2 separate regions of the Homo sapiens genome follow, and region 2 is linked to region 1. Evidence: chromatin loops called from intact Hi-C (ENCODE). Cell type or tissue: GM12878. All regions are shown on one strand. Each heading gives the region's core, and the rest is flanking DNA. Links, peaks and the distances in the headings are about the cores only. Region 1 holds the start of LINC00970 (long intergenic non-protein coding RNA 970). Region 2 overlaps LINC00970 (long intergenic non-protein coding RNA 970).

Region 1 (12,337 bases), core at 1,683-9,682:
GGTCCATCCAATCTACCATCTGTCACTGGCTTACCTTGCCACCTTGGGTCACTGACTTCCCCACTCTGTGCCATCTGTGAAATGTGCATAATAGCACACCAAGTCCTTCTGTACCTCCTCCTTCTTCTCCTGTTCTCTCTCCCTCCCTGCTTCCCTCTCTCCCTTCCTCCTCCCTCCCTCTCTCCCTTTCTTTCTCTCTCTCTACCTCTCTTCCTATCCCCCTCTCTCTCCTTCTCTCTTTTTCCTATAGAAGAGAGATGATGTGTTTGTAAAGTGCTTTGAGCTCCTTGGAGATAGAGAGTCTATAAATATAAGCTGTTATCACTGTTACCATGGAAACACACACAGACAACTGTGCTCTGTTTCTGCATTTGCTGAGCATAATTCTGGCCTTCTTGCCCTGCTGGCTGTTAAACAATCAATGGTTTTACAAAGCTCAACAGCCAGGTAATAGGTGGAGCCTCAAGGCTGAACTTATTTGCTATTCAACTCTTCTTCATGTGAATTTTCAAAAACTGTGTTTCTGTTTGCTAAGGTAGAGGATCGTATAAGATTGGCCAGAGCCAGCTGTTAAACCAGGGATGCAAATAATGACAGGCATAGGTATGCCACCCAACCCAGGACCCTGATCTGTAACAAGGGAGAATTCCAATGAGCTGCAAAAATAATATTCTACCCATTTCCTAAATTTACTCCAACTCCTAACTCCTCAACTTTACAACCAGAGCTGGCAAAATGTTGGAATAAAGAGAGTTATGAGTTTGCACCCTTCTGCCAATTTGTGACCATCTGAAAAGCAGGGGCTATATCTTTTTCATTATTGTCTCCACAGGGCCTAGCACAGTGCCTGCACATAGCAGATGCTGCGCAGAGGCCTGTGGAAAAAAAAAATGAATAAGCGAGTTATAAATGGCTGTTGTTTTCTATTACACAGGTAAAAGTGTTGTTGAGTGAGGTATGCCGTCAAATGTTGGCTTGGGCCTCGGGATCTCAGAGGACATCAGTTTTGGCATGGCCAATCTGCTTCCTTCACCCTACCATCATAGTGAGAACAACGATATCACTTCACTTCTAGTTTAATGGGTGGTCCTGGGAAAGTTGCTCTGTATCTGAAAGCCCCATATAGAATGACGTAACCTAGTTGTTAACCAGACAACTGAAAGATCCAGTGCAAAAAGTGAAAGTGTGAAAACCATAGGAAAAGTCCTTTTTCCTCTCAGGCAATGCTGTGATCTCAGGGGTAAGTTTTCCAGGCCTCAGTTAGGAATGCAGTGAAATGGGAATGGGCTTTGGACTCAGACACATCAGAACTCAGTGTGTGAGCTCTGCCACTTACTGACCTTCCTGAGCCTCCCTTCTCCCATTTGTAAAATCAGAATAATAGCACTCTCTCACAGGTTTGAGGTGGCAGTTAAACAAAATTAGTATATAAACCCATAGCTCAGTGGCTGGCACCAGTCAATGATTTATGCATGATCATTCCATTCCATTAGTTTGCCAGTATGTATGAATATCCATTTATTTTGAATACTTCACTTACTAGTTTATTCTAAAGGCCTGGCAGATGTTTCAGGTCCCACTAAGATGAGTGTATGTGATGTCTCTGCCTTTGGAAAGCCGGATTGGAGGATGTGAAAGGGAGAGAGAAAATGCTCAAACACAGACAGGGAGTCGGGACCTGCTACATAATTTGCAGAGTCCAGTGCAAAATGAAAATGCAGGGCACTTGCCAGAAAATTTATTAAGAATTTCAAAAAGGTGACAACTGAGCATTAATCCAAGCAGGGGGTTCCACTAAGCTAAGGACGCCGTGTAACTGCATAGATTGCACACCGATGAAGTCAGCCCTAAAGCCAGGGCAGAGGTAAACTGGTTTCCAGGCTTGGTACAGACGATATACTGATGAAGTAAGTACAGTGAGTGATGCAGTTTCATGGTGTTACCCAAATGCTGTTTTTGTCATCAGGTAGCTCTAATATGATCACAGAGGACAGAGGTATTTTTTCTACAAAATACTTGAATACATGGAATTCATATTCTAAGCTAAACCTAACTGATAGTAAAGGTCATTTCAGGAGGAAAACACTTACAAAAACAAGCAAACTCCTATAGGAGTGGTTATGATTGCATAAAACACATAATAATTGTGTTCAGAGATTCAAATTGTTCCTGTATCATTGTTCATAGACGATATGGGGGAGAGGTCAAATTACAAAGCGTACAAAGCATTTATCTACTTACACAATTGCTATTTATTAAACCCCCTACTGTATACAAGGTATGGTGCCAGGTCATGTGAGGGAAACAGAAAAAGATATCATCAGCCATAATATGATCTCTCACGTTCCTTTCAGGTCTAACAATTTAGGATTCCTTGATGAAGACATAAGGCCTACCTTTAAGAAACGTAAGTTTAGTGCTGTAGCAGAAACTGAAATGGGCCGGGCACAATGGCTCATGCCTGTAATGCCAGCACTTTGGAAGGCCAAGGTGGGCGGATCTCTTGAGGCCAGGAGTTTGAGACCAGCCTGGCCAACATGGCAAAACACCGTCTCTACAAAAAATACAAAAATCGGCATGGTGTGGTGGCAGACACCTGTAATCCCAGCTACTTGGGAGGCTGTGGCACAAGAATTGCTTGAACCCAGGAGGAGGAGGTTGCAGTGAGCTGAAATAGCACCACTGCGCTCCAAAACAAAAAAATTAAAATGAAATTGCTCTGTATGGGGTGTTTATAACTGATTGCATAAATAAGCATACAAATAATTATTATTTATATTATTTTATAATAATATATTAATATAAATATATATTTATATTATTTTTATTATTTTATATAAATAATTTATATAAAAATCCTACAAATCAAAAGGAAATCTAGGCAAAACACCATATAAAAATCTAGATTTCTACTAAGCTCTTCAAACACTGAGAACATTGTTTTTCGTTTTTTTTTTTGTTTTTTTTTTAATCTGATAGTAAAACTAAGTCACAGAATAGACAATGGGTTCTTCTGGAGTCAAACAATAAAGCTGTGGCAAAACAAAGTCCCCTGTTGATAAATTACTGAATGTATTCACAGTGGTTCTCCATCCCCCTCTCCATCCTTGGTTCACTAATAAAGAATGTGCTTTAAATAAGCTATATGCCTCCCCTTTTTTCCAAGGTATAACAATTAATGGCATTAGTAAAAGACTCTACATAAATGTGTTGATGCCAATTTTGGAGCACGGGCTTTAGAAGTCAGACAACCTCGATTAGATTTTGAGTGTACCACTTATTAGGTATTAGTAACTTGGGCAAATTGCATAGTCTTCCATTTTCCCATAAATTGCAATATTAATTCCTCTCCAGTTTTGTTTCATTTTGTTTTGAGGATTAAAAGCATCTAGCTGTGGCTGGCACACAGCGACCATTCACCTGGTAATGTGCTCACTCCCTCCCCCCACCTTCTTACCTTCCTTCTATAAGACCTACTGTAAACAGAATGTCATGGGGCTGTAATGTATTTCACTGAAAATTGTGGAGTACCAAGATACAGCCCATGGAAGAGCAAACTAACCAGAGACAGAGTCAAGAAACCCAGGATGAGTAAGATCAAGACTGAGCTGATTAAGGATAAACGTTGACTTTATTTTCAACTTTGAATGTGCTAAATGCCATCATTGTGGGTTTCTCCTGGTTCCCCTTAGTTTATTATAATCCCTCACTGAATGTACCGTGAGCAATCCTGGCATTTGATCTGATCCAGGCATTTGAACAGCAGAATCAAAACGGTCAACTTAAAAAGAGGAAGGGAGATAAACAAGGCTGGAGAAAGAAGAGACCTAAGAGTTCTACCTGTTTTTGTTTTTGTTTTTCCAGGAAATAGAATTGGCAATTGTAAATGACAGATTGAACCTAAAGGAAGAAGAGAGATGTTATTTCTCTCACAGTCTATTATACTGGAATGCAGACAGAGAGCTGCTGCTGCAACATGGCCAAAGGACCCTGCCTGGGTGCTATTTGCAGGACACCAAAAGCCCCTAATAAACTAAACGGACCTAAAATTCCCCATTACTAGTTTCACATTAAATAAGGCACTGATCCCCAAGGAGTCCCTAGTGCCTGTGCACACAACAGAACACGGAATTTTGAGGGAATGAGCACAGGACATGGGAGTTCTGATGGCAGGGATCTCACTGGCTGAAAATGCAGAAAGAGGTTGAAAGCTGCCAAAGACAAGTTAACGCACTGCATGGCTTTGTCTGGCCTGGGCTTGGGGCTCTCATGGAGGTTACAGAGTGTTCAAGACAGCTCAGAACTGCCGTGTGGGGGAAATTCTCAGCCAGCCTCATCTTATGACCATCCTTGTAGTCAGGACTGCACAATCCTTCTCATTCTGTGCTTGTTCTGAGCCTACCACCCATCAAAATTCTGTTTATTTCAACCTTTACTAAGATAGGAGGGATTTGAGGTACACCGTTCTAATCCCCAGCATTTCGTTACGAAGAACAGGTTCCCATTCAGGCTAATTCTAGAAAAGAGGGTTTTAATGTCGGGATACAGAAATCTCACAGGAATCCAAGGACAGGGCTGCTTGGTACAGAGGGCCCCGTGAGAAGAGGAACTGAGAAGATGTTCAGAACTCTGGCAGAAGCTGCTAGTGGTCTTCCAGTGTTCATTCTTCTTTTCTTCTTAGTAATAGAACCCTGTGTGCTTTATGCGGGCACATGGCTGCCGGTTGCACACTACAGTCCCCAGCCTGCCTTGCAGCAAGGTATGACTATGTGAGTAATGAGGTATAAATGGAAGTGAGATGTACAAATTTGGCATCGTCTTCTTAAAGACAAAGCCACTTGTCCTGGATTTTCTCCTTGCAGTAAGACAGAATGCAGATGCAATGTTGACTCAGGCTCAGTCAAGCAAAGGAGGACACCACCACTGGGGATGCAAGAGTAACAAGACAGGAGAGCAGGCTCTCTGAATACCCACACAGCAGAGTCACCATTCCAGCCTGGATTATTCACCACCAGGCTGTTACAAAAGAAAGAAATAACTGCTATTTTCTTTGATTCCCTGTATTTTTAGGTCTCTATTACAGCAGCTTGGCTTACATCTTGCCTGACACAAGAATTGAGGGCTAGCTTATAGATGGAGCTTCCCTTGAGTCAGTGCTCACTCCAGTCCACTTTGCTATAGCTGGGTGGAAGGGGCACCGTAGTAAAAACAGCAGTTTAGGTAATGCTTCTGGCACATGTCTATAGATCATATCATGAGGCCAGTTCAATGAAGAAGCATTTGAACTCAGAATCTGTCAGGTTCCTGAAAATCCTCTACCAGGAGTATGTTAGCTCTGGAAGCATCATATTCTAAAATCCTCAGTGATTATGTTTTCTCAGTGCAAGTCATCAATTCTCTGGCATCCAGTGCTCATATCATGTCTAATTACAGCACTGGGGAGTTTTATATATACCTGTAGTTCTGGTTCTCAAACACTGGTGCACATCAGAATCAACCGACCTCCACCCCTAGAATTTTTCACTCAGTAGTTCTAGAATGGGGCCAGAGAATTTACATTTCTGCTAAGTTCCCAGGTCATGCTGATGCTGCTGGTCTGGGGACCACACTGTAAGACCCACTTAGACACTGCATGTACTACTGCCCCATGTGATGTAGGGAACGCACACAGCTGCCACTGGCATAGATACAACATCTTAAAGCCAGATGCTAATAGGAACACCAGACATTCTACTATTTTAGAATATTCAAAATACAAGGATGCATCTCCAGTCTGTGACTTGGTAACTAAACAAAAATGTAATTTATTTAACAAATATTGTAAGTACTTATTCTGTGTCAGGCACTGGAAGCTAGCCATGATGAAACAGACAAAAATATCACTCACTATTCAGCTTAAATTCAAAAGAGAAAAGCTATCATGTATTGATTTCTATTAGGTCTTAAGGCCTTAATTCTCTCAAGTTCCCACAATGAAAATAAAATATAGATGGCGTTATTTCCGTTTCCAAGATGAGAACGTGGAGCCTCATATAGTTAGGTAACTTTCACAGCTTCAGATGGCTGTGTCTTGGAAACCCATGCACTTTCCACAGCACCACAATTAAATATATCTGGCTAAGTCTACAAAGGGGCTCTTAGATAAAATCCTCTATATTTTGTCATCAAAAAATTTCTTTTTTTACTACCATAACCCAGAAACATCCCTGAAAAGTTGAGGACCTTGAAGTGTAAGGTCTCAAGTGCTGTGATGGGAGGATCACAGATTTCAAGAAGGGAACAGTTTATACCTCTTGCCAACAACCCACTTTCTAAACCATCTGGCCAGGTAAGTTACTGCTAGGTTGCAATAAACTTTTGGGGTTCAGAAGAGGTTTACTTTGAATATCAACCTTACATTAAACTAGCAAGTCCCCTGGTTAAAACTGGAGATTCCTCCTTCAATGATTTATTCAACATATATTTCTTGAAACTTTTATGTTCCAGGCACTGTGCTGGAAACTGGATAATTCACAAGTAAAATAATACTTCGTCTCTTTTTTTAAGGAGTTCACAGTTTGAATATAGCCCTTCTTCTTAGTTGTTCTCTGGGTACTGTGCTTGAGTCCTTCTTAGGGATATTTTCTTATGTTTTGAATACTTCATGGTTTGAATTTTTAATCTTTATTCATAACCCTAATTCATACATCAGCTCATTCTGTTTTCTTTTTAGTGGAGCTATTAATATATAAGAGTTGGATATTTGGCAAGATAGCATAATGAATTGTTTTTAAAAGAGAAATGACAGTGATTATTCAAAACCTTGTTAAAATACTAAAAAGAGGAGGTAAAAGCCAGGGCAATGGGAGAAAGGACAAAATCCTTGGAACGTAAAGAATCTATGATCCTTAAAGAAAGATAGGAAGCTGCCCTCAAGATGAGGCAGAGAAGGAAAGAATTATAGAAGAGGAAGAAGAGGCCTTTGGTGTTGAGTTTAAAAAGCAACCGGGTGGGCAGAAAGAAAGAAAGACCAAAATGTTCAGTGTAACTCTTGTTTTAAAGGACTTTCACACCATTTGTTGTTAAATTGTATGTTTAGACCTCACTCATTGTGGTTGGTCATGTGGATTTTTAACTTCAGAACAATTATACTCCAATTATTTTAATTTTAAAGAAAACAAGGATTAAAGTGCATGAGCTCACTTTAATAGGTGACCATATGTGTGATTAAATTTGGAGGCTGGAAATCAGACTTAAGGTTCTGTGGAGGACTTAGGTTTTGCTTCAGAAGCCCCTCAACAAGGATTTCCTGTCGCTACTCTACCTAAGAGAGGAGGTTGGTTGGGGGGAGGGCAGACAGTGAGCTACCGGGTGACAATCAAGTCTTGCTTTATTTCTTTGAAATTGTCTGTGCACAGGTGCTACCGTGAACACACATTGTTTCATTCCACATAATCTGGACTCCCTAAGCTCAATTAACAGCTGTCTCCAAATTTTCCTTGGCATTTTCAGATCTCAAAGAGAAAGTTGTTTTATAAGTTTCTTCTCTCTAAATGTAAGTAGACTGAGGTAGCTCTTAAATACAACAGTCTTATCCTGAAGGCTCATTCCTGTGTGCAGCATGGGCCTCTTAATAATACCTATACTGTACTGTCTTCCCAACTGCAATGGGCTTCTCAAATACTGTGGTGTGTGCAAATTACCTGGGAAGCTTATTCACATGAGGATCCCAGGTACCTCCTCAGATACCTTAATTCAATAGGGTTCGGATAAAGTCCAGGAATCTGCATGTTAATGGAGCTAAGCAGGTAAATCTGATATAGACAGTTCACGTCAATATATTGATAAACCCTATAGTTGCATTAGGGTTGGAGACAAATGTGCAGGTGCAGCGACTTCATAGATTCACCTAAATTCACTGAGTGCATACTATGTACCCATCACTGTGCTAGACACAGGGGATGTCAAGGTGGCAAAAGCTAGTGCTCATAAAATTAAAGTCTCAGCAAATAATCACATGAATGAAAAATTATTATCTGTGACAAATGGCACAAGGAAGAGTTATACAATGATAGGAAAACCTGTGGCTAAGGCATTTTTTTTCTTAGAAGTCAAGGAAGTCTCCCCTAAAGACTCCAGAGTGTTATCTTGCCAAGAGGGGAAAGATAAACATTCCAGACACAGAGGAAATAGCATGTGCAAAGGTCTTGTGGCCATGGGGAGTTTACAGAGTCGGAGAAGCAACCTAGTGTCCTCAATAATATGTAGTCCAGTGCTGGTCAACTCTTATACAAGCTTCCAAGTGTCGCTGTGATATTCCATCCTTCTGGAAGGCTAGTGAAATTGAAGGACTAGTGATCTGCTGAAAGTAGCTATTAGTTTACACCTAAATGGGAACTGCACTAAGCCCTACTGTCAGTTAACATGCTGAAACTGGCACCCAGCTGGCATGCTGGGGCTGAGTAACCACACCCTTCCCGGCTGCAACTTGTACTAAGAATGGACAATAGCTGTCTAAATCCCACAAGCCCCCAAAGAGGCTGACAGATATTGCAGCCATGATTGCAACAGGAAGTAGAGAAGGGTGGTGGGTGGGCAGAATATTAACAGAACCAGCCCTTGCCAACTGGGCAACGTCACAGACTGTGCCATGGCAAGGCATGCATCTGTTTCTGTGCACTCTTTTTAAGATTTTTCTCCAGCTCTATGCCCCTGTCATTTCCACAGCCATGTCTCCCGACCCCAGTGGCCTGAACTCTTCTAATGGTTTGCTCTTCGAATGGCTTGTCTTTCTTACCACAAAAGAAAGCGATTTGATCTTCTCATTGGAGAATAAAATATGAGACAATGGGCCCCCTCCTAGGATTCGTCTTGGAAAAAGGCTTTGACAATACTAACACAAAAGAGCACATCCATATGTGCCAAGTTTCTCTGCATCACTGTGGCATAAGCAGTGACAGAACCTCTAATTTTTAACAGGGGACAAGTACCCTGAGCAAAGACTGTATTTCCGAGCATCCCATATGGCTAAGTGTTGTCCTGAGGCCAAGTTCTGACCAATGATGTAGGAGCAGACGTGCAGGACATCTAGGATGGATGTTGCCTTGAAGGGTGGTTGGCACTTCTGTTTTTCCCCTCCTCCACCCTGGATGTGATGACTGGTGTCCATGAATGCAAGGACCATGTAGAAGGGATGTAAAAAGATGAGCTGGAAGGGGCCTGGCTCCCTGAGGACTTACTGGAATAAAGCCATCATCCCAGTCCTGGACTACCTACCTCTGGTCTTGTAAGTCACAGGGAAATAGAATCCCATGATGTTGAAGCTGCTGTTATTTTGGGTTTCTGTTACAGCCAAACCTAACCCTAACTGATAAAGCTATCATGGGGATTTTTTTTTTCTCTTTTTCTTTTTTGACGGAGGATCACAGTGAAGTTTTTCCTTGGAGTCCCTCAAATGTAGGCAATGATATTCTCCGCCTTCATGTGTGGCTGTGTGGTTTAACCCAAGCAGAATCGTGAGATGGAAAATGAACATGGAATGGAAGAAAGAGGTCTCAGTCAGAGACCAGCCCTGCCCCAAGCTCACCAGCTATTTTTCCACTCTAAGTTTTCACTTTGTCATATGAAAAATCGCCTCTAAGTTCTCATACAAATCTGATAGTTTCTACGACTTGGCATGCTCAGTTTCACCCAACCCCTGCACCAATCTGCCAATGAAGGGAAATTATTATTAGGATGAAGTGTTTGCATCTCACCAACAGGTTACATTTTAAAAATCCATATGGTACCTGTTTGGAACTTGCAACAGATTTTTCTATAGGTCGATAACATACATGAAGGTTAGCTTTGCAAGCACACTCCCAAAAGATATTTAATTAATGCACAGTTAAACTATAGTGCTGGGAGGTTCACAGAACCAAAAAAAAATAAATTGTAAAAGGTTGACATTGGGGAGTAAAGTGCTCAATTTCAAATTGGAGGAAGGGGTAGAAGCATCTTTTCTTCCACCCATGGCAGAGAAGGAAGCTGCGTTTGGTGCTGAGAACAATACCTGTATTCTGTGTCCTGGAGGCGAGAATAATCATTTCCAAGTAACTGCACTTTTTTCCCATAAGGGGTAGGAAGAGTAGGCCTGTGTGAGGACTGAGGGGAAGGGCATGGCAGGCAGAGGGGAAGCCCTGTGTTTTGGAGGTGAGAACAACATTGTTCTCACCTCCAAGTAACAACACTTCCATTTCACATCTAGATGTGCATGAAAGCTAAGAAAATGGGAGTCTTGATATGTTTCAAATATCCTATGAGACCACTGCCTGGTTTCCTTGAGTCTAATTCTAACTTCATTTGAAATATTGTCCTGTAGGTGAAAGGCCATTTTCTGAACATGTCCAAGTTTCCTTAAGCAAACATTATGCAGAAGCCATGGGAGAAGCAAAAGGAGGAAGATTGCTGTCTTTTAGGACAATGGTGTTTTACAGTTACACTTGACTTTTCCATTGGCCATCGTGGCATAGAGCTGAGCGTCACCCACTTCAACCCAGGAGGGCAGCAGTGGAGAAACAGTGAGGAGGGAACCTGATTTCCTATGCTAGAGGAACTTGCATCTCTCCTTCCTACCCCTTATGAATGGGGGAGTGATAGGCATGAAGTCACAGTTCCCTGATGAACTTGGATCTGCTTCACTCCAGTTCTTCTTTTAGAAAGGACTGTCTATGGATAAATAAAATGTGGCACATATACACCATGGAATACTATGCAGCCATAAAAAAGAATAAGTTCATGTCCTTTGCAGGGACATGAATGAAGCTGGAAACATTCATTTTCAGCAAACTAACACAGGAACAGAAAACCAAACACTGCATGTTCTCACTCATAAATGGGAGTTGAACAATAAGAACATATGGGCACAGGGAGGGGAACATCACACACTGGGGCCTGGCCAGGGGTGGGGGGCTAGGGGAGGGATAGCATTAGGAAAAATACCTAATGAAGATGACGGGTTGGTGGGTGCAACAAACCACCATGGCACATGTATACCTGTGTAACAAACCTGCATGTTCTGCGCATGTATCCCAGAACTTGAGTATAATTAAAAAAAAAAAAAAAGGTCAGTTTAGGGAGTGTATACTCAGGGCAGCTTGAATCTATGCTCCCAGGTAAACATTTAAAAAAGAAAAGAAAGGAAGGAAGAGAAAATAAAAGGGCAGTCTTGACCCTGCACTTATAAGTCTTATCTTTTCCCTGTTAAAAAAAAAATAAACTAGGCCTGGTGCAGTTGTTCACGCCTATAATCCCGCCACTTTGGGAGGCTGAGGTGGGAGCATCAGTTGAGCCCAGGAATTTGAGACCAACCTGGGGAAAACAGTGAGACCTCATCTCCACAAAAAATAAAAAAAATTGGCTGGGTGTGGTGGCATGTTCCTGTGGTCCCAGCTACTCTAGAGGCTGAGCTGGGAGGATCACTTGAGCCCAGGAGGTTGAGGCTGCAGTGATCCATGATCACACTACTATACTCCAGCCTGGGAAATAGAGACCCTGTCTCAAAAACAACAAAACAACAGCAAAAACAAACCCCCTTTGTCCCAATCAAAGGAGTTCTCTCATTCTACCCTAATGAAATGTATCCTGTTTCTGTGCATTTGCACATGCTTCCCCTCTGCCCACGCCTTTCCTCTCACTTCCTCACACAGGCTAATTCTTCCTTGTCCAAATGTCCCCATCTTTCAGAAGTCATATCAACTCTCAGGAGGAATAAGTCCTGTGTGCTCTCCTAGCATCCTAAGCAAATTTCAGGCTGTCCCCACATGACAGAATAAACTGCTTGACTGTCTTGACTCTCCAGTGACAAGCACACTGTGAGGTCCATCAATATGCAGTGAATTAGCAAACAAATGTTCCTTCCTGCCTGGTATTATCTCAGGCACCATCAATATTTCTGTACAGGATTTACCTCTTGCACAAAGGGTATCTCTTCTCTAAATTCCCATTGTATCTCGTTTGTGATATTCATTGTGAAACACAATCATTTAGCACCTTGCATTGTTGTTCACTCATTTCTGTGTATTTTGCTCCCAAACCAGAATGTTTGCTGCTAAAATGTCCAGACTACATCTCAGATGTCATGTTCTTTGTTACCCCCGCAGTTTCTAATATAATACTATACACACAGTAGGCCATCGATGAATGATTGATGGATGAGTGCATGAATCCAAAAAAATGCTTCTTTAAATAGTGACCTCCATGAAGATTTACATGATCTTGGAGAGATTTTTACCATAAAAAATAAACCAGCCTTTACATGACAGCACCCATTTGGTGCCATAAGCTATGCTTGCACTTTCTGTGGGTATACATTTTCCTC
Region 2 (12,337 bases), core at 2,482-10,481, 67 kb before region 1:
TTCCTGCAGGATTAAGATTCCTCACCTGTAAGATATATTAACTGTTTTCTTAAAAAGTCTCAAGTCTGCCAAATGGAGGACACACAAAGTTTCTCAGAGTAAGTGCTCAGGAGAAGGTGTGGGGGAGTGTCTATGCAACAGTGTACACCTGCTTCCCAGTAGCTTATTAGCTCACCCACACCCAGGTCACAGGGAAGGTAGGGGACAGGTGCTCATGGGGCTCCCTGCCCTGCTTTGCCAGTGCCTTGGGCTCCTTGATCTGCTTCCTCAGGGAATTTCCCATGTCATAAATCTGCACCCTTCCCTCTCCCCACCACCCCATCCATCCTCTGAGCTGAGCTCTCCATATCCTTGCAGTCTAGCTTCGGGGTCTCTGAGCCCCCCAGGTGTGTTCTGAACTGCATTCTCTGATCAGAACTCAGCTCTCTGAGCACCTGGGCTCGACTCATTGCCTTTGGCTCCTCCTGCATATCCCAGCACCACTTTGGAATGGGCTGGGTGGGACAGAGAGCAAGGGAAAGAGGAAATAAAAAACAGAGAAAGAAGAAAAGAGAGACAAATAATGAAAGCACAAAAGAGCAGCAAAGAGAAGGGGAGAGAAGAGGAAGAGGAAAAACGCTCAGGCAGTCAAAAGATGAAGAGTCAGGGACAGAAAGTAAGGCCACAGGAGAGTCAGCTGGGAGACCCAGCAGGGTGTTAGGGAGAGGACTAATTGTCAGAGGCAACTGCAAAAATCTGCACTTGTCCTAGGCTAGTGGTCATCAAACTTGAGTGTAAATAAAAATCACATGCTCGTGAAAATACAGATTTCTAGTCCATGTTCCAGGGTTCTGATTCTTTAGGCATGTGCGGGGTCCTATAAATCTGTACTTTTTAAAAATAACCAGCCCAGGAGCTTCTGGGGGAGGTTTTGGGAAATACTGATGTCCATTCTCAGGAGGGCACTTTGTGGCACACGAAACTCTGAGGAAATTCTCCTCAGAATTTGATATCTCCTCAGAATTTGATATTTTAAATGCTCGAGTTTGGAACTCAACTGTCTTGGACTATGCAAGCAACAGGTGGGCTCCAGGAGTGGCCCGATTCTGCTCTCCAGGTAACTGCCTGAATCTGGGAGGATGGCAGGTGCTCTCTGATGGACAAGTCTCTCCTCTGGGATGTAGACAGTTAGAATAGAGGGTCTCCAAGGACCTTTTCATCTAGAAGAAACCCACCAGTCTCCTGAAATGTGATGCCCATCTTGATCTAACTAGATAGACACTTATATTCTGAGGTCAAAACTTGACCAAATGTTCATTCTCCAGCCATAGGTGTTAGACAATACAAGTGCCTTTTTAAAAAAAGAAATATTAAGGCTAGGCATACTGGCTCATGTAATCCCAGCATGTTGGGAGGCCAAGACAAGAGGATCACTTGAAGTCAGGAGTTCCAGACTAACTTGGGCAACATAGTGAGACACCATCTCTTAAAAAATAAATAAATAAATAAATAAATAAATAAATAAATACATAAATACATAAAAATTAAATTAGCCAGGCATTCTGACACATACCTGAAGTCCCAGCTACTCAGGAGGCTGAAGCAGAAGGATCTCTTGAGCCCAGGAGTTTGAGGCTTCAGTGAGCTATGTTTGTGCCACTGCACTCCAGTCTGGGTGACAGAGTGAAATCTTGCCTCTAAAAAAAATTAATAAATACATAAAAAAAAAGTAAGAACTGATTTTGTTTTTATGAACTCCTTTAAATTGAAGTTAATGCCAACAGGCTTAATTATATGTATAGTATTTTACAATTTTCCTCAAGTATTTCTAATTCCTTACAAGGATGACTATTTTGTATTTTAAAGTATTTTTTTAAGAGAAGATGACCAAGTGTGTGTTATAGCTTGGTTATCTTATGGGCTGGTGAGTGTAGTGTGTTTGATATAAATAAGTTAACTCTTAGAATGCCAAGGTTTTTTTAAAACTTTTATTTTAAAATAAAAAGAGTACAAATGCTGGTGTGCTACATAGGGAAACTTGTGTCATAGGGGTTTGTTGTGCAGCTTTTTCATCACCCAGGTATTAAGTCTAGTACCCTTTAGGTATTTTTCTTGATCCTCTCCCTCCTCCTACCCTTCACCCTCCAAAAGTCCCCAGTGTCTTTCTTCCCCCTTATGTGTCCATGTGTTCTCACCATTTGGCTCCCACTTATAAGTGAGAACATGCAGTATTTGGTTTTCTGTTCCTATGTCAGTTTGCTAAGGATAATGGCCTCCAGCTCCATCCATGTTCCTGCAAAGGACATGATCTCATTCCTTTTCATGAATGCCAAGGTTTTCATTCCATCATCTTCTGACAGATACCTTCTAAATTATGATGCTAACATTTCTGCCTTGGGAAAGGGGACTTACTAGATTAACTCCTCTGCCTTATTTGTAAAGCCCAACATTAACCCTATAATAGCTCATTTCTCTTCTGCAGCATCACTTCCAGCTGCCCCATGAATAAATCTTCCACTTCATTTATTCTTCCCTCTGTACCTTTGCCATTGGACCTTCAATCTTCTGGAATGCCCTCCTTGATGTTCAGCCCACCTAAAACTCCCTGTCCATCAAAAGTCCCAAGAGCCAGTAACATCTCTCTAATCTCTAGGTCCCATACACAGCCCTTAGTAAGCATTCAGCAAATATTTGCTGAGTGAATGAATAATTCTCTGTTCCCCACACACACACAGGTTGGATTTTCCTTCTTATAATTAGAAACCCCTTTTACTAATATTTTATCTCTCATACTACATTTTTTTCAATGAATTATTATACCCATGTCACCTCGTAACTTGAAAAAAAACAAAAGGAAACAAAATGGCCAGGCATGGTAGCTCACACCTGTAATCCAAGCATTTTAGGAGGCCTAGGCAGGCAGATCACTTGAGATCAGGAGTTCAAGACCAGCCTGGCCAACATGGCGAAACCCCATCTCTACTAAAAAATACCAAAAAAAAAAAAAAAAAAATTAGCCAGGTGTGGTGGTGTGCACCTGTAATACCAGCTATTCAGGAGGCTGAGGCAAGAGAATTGCTTGAACCCAGGAGGCGGAGGTTGCAGTGAGCCAAGACCATGCCACTGCACTCCAGCCTGGGCCACAGACTGAGACTCTGTCTCAAAAATAAATAAATAAATATTATTGTTGCTAGTGAATCCTGGGATACTTGAAGGGATAACCTTTGCCTGCAGATCAATCCTAAAATCCATGAGAGGTCCTTGGCCTGATTTCCAAGGTCACCTATAATCTCCATCTACTCTGCATGCCCAATCCTTTCTCCCAGTAGTTCCCAACACATTTGGTCTGCCACTTCTACACTGACTCTTCAACCCTTCATGTGTCACCCTTAGTGCTCCCTCTTTGCTTTGCTCACACCAGTCACCCATATCCAAAGTACCCTTTTACCTCCCTCACACCTCTTTAAATCCCACTCAGCAAAAAAGGTTGATGATGCATCCCATCATTTCCATAAGGTTCACCCTCACTGCTATAATTCACATTGAGCTCCCCCTTCTCCAAATTCTTACAGCATAAACACTGTGTCACATAATTTTCTGTATCCTATATTGTGGCGCTTAATTTATACCTAATTTTCATATATTGGTTTTTATATCTGTTAGTCTTTTTCCTACAAATGGATTATATAGTTTGAAGGAAACATCTGGGTATAGAACAAGCTGTGTGTCTGCTTCACCCAGAGCCCCCTTTTAAAAGGAATTAGACCAAATGAGCAGCCACACTGTGTTCCTGTATTTGTTCACTGGGGCTGCCATAACAAAATGCCACAGACTACAGGGCTTAAACAATAGAAATGTATTTCTCACAGCTCTGGAGGCTGGAAGTCCAAGATCAAGGTGTCAGCAGGCCTGGTTTCTCCTGAGGTCTCTGTGCTTGGCTTGCAGATGGCCATTGCCTTGCTGTGTTCTCACACTGTCTTTCCTCTGTGTACCCTGCTATCTCTTTTTGCATCCACATTTTCTCTTCTTATAAGGACACCAGGCAGAATGGATTAGGACCCATGCTCACAACCTCACTTTAACCTTATCACATTTTTCAAGGCCATATCTCCAGATACAGTCACATTCTGAAGTACTGGGATTTAGGGCTCCAGCATATAAATTTTGACAGGATACAATTGAGCCCAAAACAGCTTCAATCATCTCTATCATAGATTAGAATGGAGCAGATGCCTGATCCATAGGCATGAGTTAGCTATTAGCCCAATCCATCGGTTAGCTAGAAGTTCATCAAGTGGCTTAATATGAAAACTCTGTCCAGTGGGGGACCATAGTAAATACGTAGGAGAAACAAATTCTTTCCTGAGAACTTGAAGTGGAAAATATGCCTGCTGGCCACAGGAGAAAAAGCTGAAATATGAATGCTGTATATTCTTAGTCTCTTCCCTCCCATTTGTACCATACCCTGATATTTAGCACAGTATTTGATATATACTCTGAGTCTGGCTTTGGCATAGATTCATTCTACCAGCAGTGTTACATTTTCAAGAACTTTTTTTCTTCAGGCAATATCTGGCATTCGGTCTCATTCCCTCAACACCTAATTCCTCACTTCTAGTTTACTAAAAATGAAGGATTTTGGCTGGGCATGGTGGCTCACACCTGTAATCCCAGTACTTTGGGAGGCCAAGGCAGGCAGATTGCTTGAGCTCAGGAGTTCGAGACCACCGTGGGCAATATGGCAAAATCCCATTTCTACCAAAAAATACAAAAATTCAGTATGGTGACATGCACCTGTGGTCCCAACTACTTGGGAGGCTGAGGTGTGAGGATCACCTGAGCCTGGGAGGTTGAGGCTACAGTGAGCCAAGATTGCACCACTGCACTCCAGCCTGGGTGACAGAGTAAGACCCTGTCTCAAAAAAAGAAAGAAAGAAAGAAAGAGAGAGAGAGAGAGGAGGAGGAGAAGGAAGGAAGGAAGGAAGGAGAGAGAGAGGGAAGGAAGGAAGAAAGGAAGAGAGAGGGAGAAAGAAAGAGAGAGAGAAAGGAAGGAAGGAAGGAGAAGAGGAGGAAGGAAGGAAGGAGAGAGGGAAGGAAGGAAGGAAGGAAAAGAGAAAGAAAGAGAGATGAAGGAAGGAAGGAAGGAAAAGAGAAAGAAAGAGAGAGGAAGGAAGGAAAGGAAGGAAGGAGAAGAGGAGGAGGAAGGAAGGAGAAGAGGAGGAGGAAGGAAGGAAAGGAAGGAAGGAGAAGAGGAGGAGGAAGGAAGGAAGGAGAGAGAGAGGGAAGGAAGGAACGAAGGAAGGAAGGAAGGGGGAGGGAGGGAGGGGAGGAAGAGGAGGAGGAGGAAGGATCTCTCACATCTACCTTCAAAAATGTCTTCTATTTGGAGGCACTGGAAATAACAAGAATAACTGTAGAAAAAACATTCATATGTTCCTGTGAGATGCAAACTATATTCAATGTTCCAGTCCCTATTGCTGTCATACAAACTACTCAACACTTAAGACAAAAACAAACCAATTTTTTTTTTTTACTATACCCACATAATATGTGGGTCAGGAATTCAGAAAAGGACAGCTTATCTTTGTGGTACAATCTGAGCTGTCAGCTGGGAAGACTTGAAGCCTGGGGGTGACTTGACAACAGGAGATTGGAATCTTCCGAAGACTCACTCACATGTCTGGTGGTCAATACTGACTGTTGGCTGGGTCTTCAGCTGGGGCAATCAACTGGAACACCAGTTATAGCTGAGTGGTTTTCTCAACCAGCTCCCTGTCTATAGTAATAAAGGGGGAGTCCAAAGGTCTCAGACTTTCATTTGTACTGTTTCTGTTCCTTTCTGTGCAAGTTAATATGATTCTTTTAAAAACTTTGTGAACTATTGGCATATTAACTTATAATTTATCCCATTAGACAAACAGCCACAGCTGCAAATCTCTCTGAGCTAAGTCTTTCTCCACCTTGGGCTCCCTGTAAGGCTGTTATGGAACAGTGACCTTAAGATTCCTATAAGTCCTATTTTTAAATAGAGAGGGAGGCAAGCTCCCAATTGCCTCTCTGTAGTGAAAACAGAGTGAATCCTGGAGGAACAATGAGGCAGGGAAGCTGAACCTGGCATTTTCATTCAAAGTCAAAAGCTACAAGGAGGGTTGCAAGTGGTGCCTCTACTGGCAGAAGTCAAAGTCAAGCCCTCTCTGGAGGAAGGGTCACCAAGTCAGACCCATAGGACTCACATCTCTTTAAGCTCAAGTGATGAACCAGTGAAGATGACCAAGCACACAAGAAGTCAAACCACTAGTGACAACAGATTTAGACACCCAAGAATTGCAAATTACGGAATTGTCAGATTTTAAAAAAATAATTGTTATGAATGAAATCTTAAATGAAATAAAATATTTGCTGCAATAGCAAAAATGAGCATACAAGAAACCACCAGCAGTGAACAATCTTAAAATACTACTCCAACTCCTGACCTCAAGTGATCTGTCCACCTCAGCCTCTCAAAGTGCTGGGATTACAGGCGTGAGCCACCATGCCTGGCCAGCCTGGTCAACATGGTGAAACCCCATCTCTACTAAAAATACAAAAATTAGCTGGGTGTGGTGGTGCGTGCCTGTAGTCCCAGCTACTCGGGAAGCTGAGGCAGGAGAATCGCTTGAACCCGGGAGGCAGAGATTGCAGTGAGCCGAGATAGCACCATTGCACTCCAGCCTGGGAAACAGAGCAAGACTCCGTCTCAAAAAAAACCCAAAAAAACAAAACAAACACACAACAACAAAAAAACAAAACTACTCCACAAGTTGCTTATTAACTTTAAAAAGGAGTGAATAAAAGGTATCTCCAAATGGAGAAATCTGGTGGAACCGACCTCACTATGTGATCAAAGTGAACATCAGTGTTGTAACTCTGTGCTATGTTGTGCCTGCTGTGGTGATGCATGGAGAGGGGCACAGTGTCATATATGCAGTATTCCTGCCCCAAATGTTTAATTGGAATCCAAGAATGAGGAAACACTTCGATTAATCTATATTGAGGGACATTTTACAAAACAGTTCAAGAGTGGCTTGAACTCTTCAAAAATGTCAAGGTGAGGCTGGGCACAGTGGCTCACACCTGTAAACCCAGCACTTCAGGAGGCTGAGGCAGGTGGATCATCTGAAGTCAGGAGTTCGAGGCCAGCCTGGCCAACATGATGAAATCCTGTCTCTACTAAAACTATAGAAATTAGCCGGTCATGATGGCGTGCACCTGTAGTCCCATCTAGTCAGGAGGCTGAGGCAGAAGAATCACTTGAACCAAGGAAGTGGAGGTTGCAGTGAGCCAAGATCAGGCCACTGCATTCCAGCCTGGGTGACAGAGCGAGACTCAATTGCAAAAGATTAAAAAAAAAAAAGTTACGGAGATAAGAAATTTGTTTTTAAAGAGGGGCTCAGGACTATTCCAGATTTTTTTTTTTTTTTTTTTTTTGAGACAGAATCTTGCTCTGTTGCCAGGCTGGAGGGCAGTGGCACAATCTCCTTTCACTGCGACCTCCGCCTCCCGGATTCAAGCGATTCTCCTGCCTCAGGCTGCCGAGTAGCTGGGACTACAGGTGCCCGCCACCACGCCTGGCTGATTTTTGTATTTTTGGTAGAGATGGGGTTTCACCATATTGGCCAGGATGATCTTGATCTCTTGACCTCGTGATCCGCCCGCCTCGGCCTCCCAAAGTACTGGGATTACAAGCATGAGCCACGGCGCCATGCCTTGTTCTAGATTTGTAAAAACTAAACAAATAGAACAGCTAATGGAATGAATGATTATTGATTCTATCCTGGATTGAAAAATAAGAAAAAACATTTTTAAAAATATTACTGTTGGAACAATTGGGAGACATCAGAATTTGGCCTATACATCAAATAATATTATGTTTTCAATGTTAGATTTCCTGAATGTGATACTTGTATTGTTGCTATGTTGGAGAATGTCCTTGTTCTTAGAAGACATGTGTTAAGATATTTAGGTAACAGTAATTGAATTCTCTGTGAAATGAATTCTTAAATGGCTTATCAAAAAAATATTTGTGTGAACATGCAAGTGTGTGGAGAGAAAGAGAAAAAGCAAATGTGGTAAAATGTTAACAATTAGTAAATCTAGATAAAGGGTAAATGAACATCATTGTGCTATTCTTGTAACTTTTCTGTAGGTCTGAATTTTTTTAAAGAAAGAAAAGTTTGGGGAAATATTAACCACTACAAAGCAAAAGTAGAGTGTATCCAGTTAACTATTAGTATCAACACTCCCACAGATATGTTGGGGCCATTCCTTTCTGCAGGCCAAGGCGGAGCTCAGCCACTCCAGACAAGGCACATGGAGATGAGGTCACTTTGCCAAGGTCACAAACACCATCACTACATTGCCAGAACTTCCCTACCCGCATGAAAATATCTCCTTGACCTTGGCTGAATTGGAAAATTTATATAAAGGATTCTGCTCCCTTTTATATCATTAACTAATCTGTTGTACAGATTAAAAGATTAGAACACACAAAAACATAAAACGAAATAAATTTAGGCATGCTAGAGTGGAGAGATTCAAGTTGATGCTCTCTGGCATTTTTCTTTCATTCCTTTGATGTTGTTTTAAAACTGTTTGGCCAGAGAGAAGGAGAGAGGGCAAGAAAAGAAATTAGTGCTGCTATGAATAACTGCAATCAACCACCAATTTAGGGAGTCACTGGAGTAGAACACTTCTCAGATGTCAGTGTTTCTCAGCTACACATTGTCCTTTCCTTCGATTATCACTGGCATGTCACCATATTCTGCAAATCTCAGCACCACTGCACCTCCGGCCCACTGGTCACTCATGCTTAAAAGCATGCGGCTGGGGGAGTAGACTGGGGGGACGGCCTCAGCCAGACCACTGTGGAGCCAAAAGAGTGCGTAGGGCTCTGTAGTTCTACTGGCTCAAAAGAATTATCTGTACTTGCATGGCCTTGAGGAGAGACAGGACTGTTGGAGACAGATAAGATTATTTTCTTTTTCCCTCTCTCCAGTGAACCAAACACAATTCCCATTCTGGCTTCCCAGACTCAGGGCTCATGTTTGAGCTTTTCTTTTCTCACTTCTCTTGGTCAGAGGTGATCACTTTTGCAGCTCATGACACATGTGTGATTTTATGTACAATACCTTAAATAGCACTTTTAGAAAATCTGTTTTCTGGCTGGGGGCGGTGGCTCATGCCTGTAATCCCAGCACTTTGGGAGGCTGAGGCAGGTGGATCACTTGAGGTCAGGAGTTCGAGACCAACCTGGCCAACATGGTGAAACCTCGTCTATACTAAAAATACAAAAATTAGCCAAGCGTGGGGGCGCACGTCTGTAATCCCAGCTGCTTGGGAGGCAGAAGCAGGAGCATCACTTGAACCTGGGAGGCGGAGGTTGCAGTGAGCTGAGATTGCGCCACTGCACTCCAGCCTGGGTGACAGAGTGAGATGAAAGAAAGACAGCAAGAAAGACAAGAAAGAAAGAAAGAAAGAAAGAAAGAAAGAAAGAAAGAAAGAAAGAAAGAAAGAAAGAAAGAAAGAAAGAAAGAGAGAGAGAGAGAGAAAGAAAGAAAGAGAAAGAAAGAAAGAAAGAAAGAAAGAAAGAAAGAAAGAAAGAAAGAAAGAAAGAAAGAAAGAAAGAAAGAAAGAAAAGGAAGGAAAGAAAGAAAGAAAGATCTGTTTTCTGGTTAGCCTAAAATGGCTTGTTCTGGAGGAGATACTGACTGTCCCAAGAAACAAAGCCTGCTACGTGCTGAGATTTTGTAACTCCAAGTTCTTCTCAGAAGCAACTTGTAGACTGCATAGGGTTGCATGGACTATTGTCAGGACTCCCCTTTCAGGAAAACCATATTGCAGGGAGGACTGTGGGATGGTGAGTGTTAATGAAGGGCCTAGAAAGCTGAACTGGTAGAGAGATTCGTGACTGATAAGAGATGATGGGGTTTTGTGCGTTAACACAGAGATACTACGGTACTTCTCTTTCTGCTTCTGTCTCCGGGAGATAAGTTAGGCACAAAAATGACCCAAAAAAGCATTCTACTCATCTCTTCCCACCTCTTCCCTGCACAATCATCCCTCTGGTAGCACAGGAGCTAAAACCAAGTCACAGCTACCACAATAAAGGGACTTAAGCACTCAGTGAATGCGTAGCCGAACTCTGGCTAAGGTTAACTTGTTTCCATTCACTAAGTCAGATTAAGAAGAAAAATAAATCAAAGTTATCCTTATAATCACATATTAATTCTAAAAATAATTGTATTTTCACCCCCTACAGCGTGCTAGGTAGGTTTGGAGATGCAAAAATAAATAGCCCACAGCCCCTTCTCTCAGGTCGCTTGTCGTAGAATAGAGATGAGCCTTCCTGAAACCAGGGTAGTAGAACCACTAGAAAAGGAGAAAAAGACAATCTGGAAAGACAGGATAAATCATGAGGCAGCATCCAGCAAACATGGGAAGAGAGAGGGTCTGTACCCAGGGACTGGAAAAGGGACATCTCTTCCACAGAGACACAAGGGAAAGAGGAGATAGTAGATCATTTTCACAGTGCAACAAGGTCACCACCATTATAACTCTTAGTTTGTAATGAAACTAGTTTGAGCCATGATGGATTTATCACCAGCAATGTCCCCAAAAGTTTCTAAAATCGATGGCTTACATTAAAGAAAAAAGAAAGAAAAATAATTTAGAATCATTAGATGAAGGATTTGTAGGGCAAGCACTTAATTATAGCTAAGTGTAATTTCCTTAAGCAAGTCATCCTCTATTAGTTATATTATTACACATATTATTCTTAAGTCTGGTGATTAATACTGACTTTAACATTTTTAATAAAAGTTTCAGAATTATTTATGTTAAGTGAAATAAGCCAGGTACAGAAAGACAAATGCTACATGATCTCACCTATATGTAGAACCTAAAAAAGTTGAACTCAAAGGAGCAGAGGGTAAAATGGTGGTTACCAGAGGTAGGGGGCTGTGGAATTGGGGAGATGTTGGCCAAGGGATACAGAATTTCAGTTAGATAGAAGAAATAAGTTCAAGAGATCTACTGGGCACCATGGTGACTATAGTTAAAAACAATATAGTATATACGGGAAAGTTGCTAATAGAGTAGATTTTAAGTGTTTTCAACACAAAACAATAAGTATGTGAGGTGATGGATATGTTAAATAGCTTGACTGAACCATTTCACAATGCGTACATATATCAAAACGTCATGTATTACCCCAAAAATATATGGATGCCATTTTTATTTGTCAATTAAGAAATAAATAAAAATTTCAATATTTTTTTTAAAACTAACTGTTTATATAAGAATATAAGGCAACAAGTTAGTTATTCCCAAAATATAAACATAAAGATAAAATCTGGAGAATAAGGAAACAAAATCATCTAGGTCAAACGGCTTCTGTGATGACCTATACTAAGTGTAATCACAATTCAGTGAGCCTGATCTTCTCTCAGGCCTAAGTTGTACATTGATCCTGAGTCCAATCCTGGAGTCAGAAGTTGATGGCATTAGTTTCAACTCTTCTTTTTTATTTCAATTCTCTTAAAAATATGTTCTTATTTTGTCTTTCTTTACTACATAAAAAATTTGTAACAAGCTAGGTCTTATGCAATTATAGATATTTTCATAAATCTCTTTTAGTTAGGATCCTGATATCTAGACAATGAGAGTATCTTTTCAATAAACTGAAATGCCTGTAATATCAAAATATATTAAATATGACAGTTTTTTTAGCTTATTCTTTTTGTCTTACTTTGCTTTTCAAAAAAAGCAAAACTCAGCAAACTTACCTTAGACTATGAATGAGGACAACTCTAAAATGACCTAAGGTGACTACTAATACCACTTGTTGGTGGGGGCAGAGTTAATATGCTTTAGCTTTGGGGCATAGCTTTGTCATCTGAGAAAATTATAAGTTGAAAGGTCATTAAGTAAAGGATGTTCTATACTAAAATAAGAAGCTGAAAAATACATATTTCTCTTTAAAAATATATTTATTCTGTGTATCATCAGTTCCCAGAGGAATGCTTGGCAAATAAATAGATGTACAATTAATGGGTATTGTTGAATGAGCAAAGGCCGAGGACTTTGGTAAACGCTCTACATATATTTTCTCTGACACCTACAACAAACAAAAAAAATGGGTAGTATGATTTTCTACACTCTAGAGATAAGGAAACCAAAATTAAGACTGATTAAACATTGTTCATGTGGCCATCCGATTCTAAAGCCCTCCTTTTCTGTAACTCAAGGTCTGGAATTCATTTGAGGAATCATGCTGAGTACAGGAGATAGGTCAGATAGCAGAGGGCTCTGGGCTGGAACT

Evidence for each region. Peaks named below come from ENCODE experiments on the same cell type or tissue, not always from the same donor. Only the 100,000 strongest peaks of a DNase experiment are listed, where the experiment ranks them.
Region 2: a loop joins it to region 1, with 2.2 times the contacts of the local background. A loop is called at or near these places in 2 of 110 quality-filtered maps.

The regions. Positions count from the first base shown.
Region 1 is chr1:169,086,921-169,099,257 of GRCh38, forward strand. LINC00970 (long intergenic non-protein coding RNA 970) reads right to left here and starts at 85. Exons shown (of 5, transcript NR_104091.1): 1 at 35-85. In GM12878, for the core only: no CTCF peak of the experiment used is centred there; DNase peaks (open chromatin) are centred at 4,448 and 4,720; H3K4me3 peaks cover 539 bases; H3K27ac peaks cover 1,332 bases.
Region 2 is chr1:169,019,391-169,031,727 of GRCh38, forward strand. The region is part of intron 3 of LINC00970 (long intergenic non-protein coding RNA 970); the gene reads right to left. Among named protein-coding and RNA genes, the nearest start is that of LINC00970, 61 kb to the right of the region's middle. RefSeq lists an enhancer at 5,543-5,602. In GM12878, for the core only: no CTCF peak of the experiment used is centred there; DNase peaks (open chromatin) are centred at 5,701, 8,311 and 8,721; H3K27ac peaks cover 459 bases.